Regions from separate parts of the Homo sapiens genome. Here region 2 is linked to region 1. The links are chromatin loops, found by intact Hi-C in ENCODE. Cell type or tissue: dorsolateral prefrontal cortex. All regions are shown on one strand.

Region 1 (2,500 bases):
CTCACCATGATGGTCAAGCTGGTCTTAAACTCCTGACCTCAAGTGATCCACCCACCTCGGCCTCCCAAAATGCTGGGATTACAGGTGTGAGCCATGGTGTCCAGCCTAGGAAAATATGGTTTCTGTTGTAAGCCATGTCCTAGCCCAGTGAGGAAGCCAAAATTCTTTTTTTAATACCCTACTATATAATTTGAGAAGAGGTTATAAAATTAATAGTATTTTTCTTCCAAGAATCTCAAATTGTAAGACAGAGAGAAGAACACAAGTAAAACTCTACAAAGCATAACCCATGATAATCTAACTATAGAATGCAGCTTGCCCCTTAAGACTCCCATAATCTGGGCCCCATCCTACCTATGGGCAGGGATCCACAATCACACAGCTGTGTTCCCATTTTCAAAGTCTAAATCAAAGAGAATAAAGCTTTGAGACAGTCTACAAGTCTTCTCAATCTCTATGGGATCTACCTTTCAAATTCTGGTTTTCCTGTCTAAAACAAATGTCTTCCACAGTTAATGTCCAATTCCTTCAGGGGACACAATGACAAGCCTTAGAGTAATTGATATGGTTTGGCTGTGTCCCCACCCAAATCTCATCTTGAATTGTAGCTCCCATAATTCTGACATGTTGTGGGAGCAGTGGGAGCTAATTTAATCCTGGGGGCTGTTTCCCCCATACTGTTCTCATGGTAGTAAATAAGTCTCATGGAATCTGATGGTTTTATAAGGGGCTTTCCCTTTCACTTGACTCTCATTCTTTCTTGCCTGCCACCATGTAAGACATGACTTTGCTCCTCCTTTGCTTTCTGCCATGATTGTGAGGCCTCGTCAGCCACGCGGAACTGTGAGTCCATGAAACCTCTTTTCATTTATAAATTACCCAGCCTCGGATATGTCTTTATGAGCAGTGTGAGAACAGACTGATACAGTCATATAACCTAAATTTCAAACAAGAAGCTCCCATTCACAATATCAAGGGATTAATTACCATCACTTAATTCTACTCAATAAGTAGTAGTTAATGTACCTGCTCTTGTTGATGTTATTATATGAGTTAGATATTTTAACTACCAGGCTAAGTATTTGTGGAGAGAATATAAATGGTGACAGATGAGCCAAACTGAGTTGCCTGTGACCTTGGCGTCCCTCAGTATCCCTCCTTGGTCATGAGAAGGCTTCTTGATGACACTTACCCAAAATCAATAAAGAACAGTTACCCACAATAATGTCAGCAAGATTTATTTGTCATTCAGCACAACTTAAGATGTATGTAGTGTAAGAGATTTAGAATCCAAGAGTTGATCAGAAAGCTCTCACACAAAATGTGCTATCTTGGGCTGTAGATGGCACTGGCTGGCCCGGGTGGCTGTATTTCTCATACACCAGAGAATACTACACTATTTGTGACGACTCCATTCAGAAGAGGTTTATTAATCACACAGCTTAGGGAGCCTCTGCAACATGTAATGAGTTTAATAACTGAGATTTGCGGTGACAACCCTAAACTAAAGCAGAAAATATCAAAGTTGGGTCAATAGTATAGATTTCTCCCTTTTAAACATTGTCTTAATGATCACAAAGAGGACTGTTCTATTTTGGTAACTTTTTGTTACATTCCAGTCGGTGTCTCATGTTGACCTCAAAACTATTTATTTAATAGGAATAGCCCTAGAAGTGTCACTAATAAGCGCAAGAGATGATGTTCTTACAGGCTATTTCCAAAGGAGATGTGGTGGGGTGGGGGGCAGGTGGGTAGAGAAGTGAAAGTCATCTTTCTCAGGAAAACAATCCATTGATTCTGGCCTAAGTCAAATCAACATAATTATGCCTCACAATGGTCTCAGAAATGCTTTGTAGCCATTCAGGAAAGAGAACAAATGTCCCTTTGTTCCAATTTTGAAATGCAAGCTGTGCGCTTAGGCTCCATGGTACACTACGTAGAATAAACACAGGAGGCCTCAGTGGGGTTTTCCACTTAAAACTGATATATGGAAGATTCCTGGTCAAAAACCTGGGGCATTCTTTCAGGTCAAGTGTCATATAGAAATCACCTACTATCTGTTTGGACAACTGTAGCCAGGAAGCCTGGAGGAATTCTCAATCTGTCTCATCTTTTCCAAAGCTGCTACCCCAAACCTTACTGCAGAATGCTGTTTTGAGATGACTGGGAAAACAGAGAGCCACTACCATATTGTCTACCACACGCTTAATTATGAAGCTCTCATTTTTTTCTGCAATCAGGAAAAGCAAAACATCATTTACAAGAAGAACTACCACAAAAGGTCAGTCATGAGAAGTGACTGATGCATTTCCATAAGGAGAAGCCTCTCATTCCAAGCCTGGCAGTTGATAAACACACTTATCTCACTCCCCATGGTGGAAACGTACAGCTTTCTGGAGTCAGTGGAGTGGCACAAGCCTGGAGCGGGGCTCCCCCGAGGCTGTGGGGAAGGCCAACAGCGCGGTATTGCGGCAGCTGCTGAGCAGATGCCAAGCCTCCA
Region 2 (2,500 bases), 180 kb after region 1:
GTGAGGGAAGTTTTCTTCCACTGGCAGACATCCTACTCCAAATCCCAACAGGAGTTGCTTTCTCCAAAAGAAAACTTTGGCAAACGCATCACTGTATCAGCAAGTGCATCAAAATCAGAGATGACCCAGGGTACATCTGTTTTGAGAGAATCTCCTAGTTACATCTGACAAACATCAACAACTCTGAACCTTTCCCTGCATAAGGCTTAAGTCTAGATTCCTGAATCCGGCAATAACCACGAATCTCCCTTTCCTTTTATGAAAATCTTGATGTGTGCCCAGGACTATGCTTGGTGATAGGAGGGGTCCCCTACCCACTCTGGCCCTGAATGGAGAGACAGCACAACAGCTCATCTTAGAGCGTGCATGGATCTGTCAACTTGTCCTCTTCTTTTCTGGGAAGGTTGCAGCTGGGGTTAAATAACAAATGATTACAAAACCCCTTTCTCTTTGAGATGAGAATTAATATTAATGCAATTATATGCTGATGGCTTCAGTGCTCTGCTGAAATGGATCAACATTTAAACTGTCATTTAACAAAAATAAAACCATCCTGCAATGACTATAACAATATGACAAAAGGCAAAAATGCACAAAGGACTCTACTGGGTGCCATTTTTTGCAAGACTATTCTAAGAATTAGAGTAGAGGAGAAAAAAAATGCAACTCTCCCAGTTGAAAATGTTTATTCCCATAAAAGGTAAAAGTTGGCTTATTTTTGTGAAATATTACAAATATGTTCTTAAAGTCACTGAATTCCTCAACTACCTTACCCGAAATCATTGCTTTATGGAGCTTTTAAGTCCATAAAAATACCACACTGTAGCTAAAATAGGGCCATTCACCAAGCAACAGGATTGTAAACAGGATGGCAGAGAAAGAAAGGACTCTTTCAGAACAGTGGAAAGCCACTGTCCATTTCTTACAATGCAGTTGGTGTGGTCTGGGGACAAGTGAACTGCATAAGACTCCCCACTCACAAACATCTGTGTTCCCACTCTCCAAGCTCCATATTGAGAATCGTCCCTTTGAATCTCCATCAGTTCATTGTCAAAACAAATGGATCACTCAATCCTTAGACCTGTAGTGCTAGAAGGGACCCGGGTTGTCATCCAATTTAATCTGTCCAATGCACAGCTGCAAAATGCAGATCTGGAGACTCAGCCAGAGTCACACAACCAGTCATTAATAGAACTGGGATCCATTCCAAGGCCTCTAGATGCCAAGCCTGGTACGTTGTCCATTACCCAATATTATGGGTTGAATTGTATCCCCTCTAGAAAAAGATATGTTGGAATACTAACTCCTAGTACCACAGAATGTGCCCTTATTTGGAGATGGGGTCTTTACAGAGGTAATCAGTTAAAATGAGATCATTAGGGTAGGCCCTAATCCAGTATGACTGCTGTACTTTTAAAAAAGGAAATTCTGGATACAGAAACAGACACAGAGGGAAGATGTGAGGAGACAGGGAGAAAACAGCCATCTACAAGCCAAGAAGGAAGGCCTTGAACCAGTCCTTCTTTTACAGCCTCAGGAGGAACCAACCCTGCTGAGACAATAAATTTCTATTGTTTAAGGCTCCCGGCTGCAGTACTCTGCTATGGCAGCCCAAGCAAACTTACACACAAATATCAACTGTCCGGAGTGCAATATGTGTCTGTATAGATGTCTACATAGACATGTTGGCTTTATTCCACAGTTCAGATATCTATTAACCTTGACTTCCTTAAAAAATGAAAGAACAAAATTTTTCTAAAAGTATATTTTATAAAGCCTAGCCTTTAAAAGACACAACCTTGGTCCAAACCAAGGATAGGCCAACAGCCCTATGAAGTAGAGATTATTATTAACTCCATTTTTGAGATGAAGACACTTAGACACAAAGAGGTGGCAAAAACTGCCGAAGAAAAACCAATTAGTAAGGGGCAGAGCTGACTGCAAACCTAACTGTGTTTGGTTCCAGAGTAGGAGTTCCTAAGCAGTACGCTACACAAGAGGTCATGAATTGCCCATTGCTAGCAGTATTCAAACAGAAGTTGGAGGCCCACAGTGAGAGATACTTTCTAAGGAATTTCTTCCTTGAAGAACAGGGAAACTAGAGTGACTTTTTTTTGTTTTTTTTTTTTTTTTTGAGATGCAGTTTCACTCTTGTCACCCAGGCTGGCATGAAATGGCACAATCTTGGCTTACTGCAACCTCCACCTCATGGGTTCAAGTGATTCTCCTGCCTCAGCCTCCTGAGTAGCTGGAACTACAGGCACCCACCACTACGCCCAGCTAATTTTTGCATTTTTAATAGAGACAGAGTTTCACCATGTTGACCAGGCTGGTCTCAAACTCCTGACCTCAGGTGATCCACCCGCCTCAGCCTCCCAAAGTGCTGGGATTACGGGCGTGAGCCACTGCGCCCAGCCTGGAGTGATTTTTAAGACCCTTCTAGCCTTGAACTTCCCTGAGTTTGTGATCCTATAATTACTGCTGGTTTGAGTAGTCAAGG

Evidence for each region. Peaks named below come from ENCODE experiments on the same cell type or tissue, not always from the same donor. Only the 100,000 strongest peaks of a DNase experiment are listed, where the experiment ranks them.
Region 2: it touches region 1 in a loop (4-fold over the local background); 4 of 110 quality-filtered maps call a loop at or near these places.

The regions. Positions count from the first base shown.
Region 1 is chr2:22,853,426-22,855,925 of GRCh38, forward strand. No RefSeq gene overlaps it. Among named protein-coding and RNA genes, the nearest start is that of LINC01830, 310 kb to the left of the region's middle. In dorsolateral prefrontal cortex, a CTCF peak has its summit at 1,530; DNase peaks (open chromatin) are centred at 1,356 and 2,456; H3K4me3 peaks cover 365 bases; H3K27ac peaks cover 1,560 bases.
Region 2 is chr2:23,036,803-23,039,302 of GRCh38, forward strand. All of the region lies in intron 3 of LOC107985792 (a long non-coding RNA gene), which reads right to left. Among named protein-coding and RNA genes, the nearest start is that of KLHL29, 350 kb to the right of the region's middle. In dorsolateral prefrontal cortex, a CTCF peak has its summit at 947; a DNase peak (open chromatin) is centred at 1,049.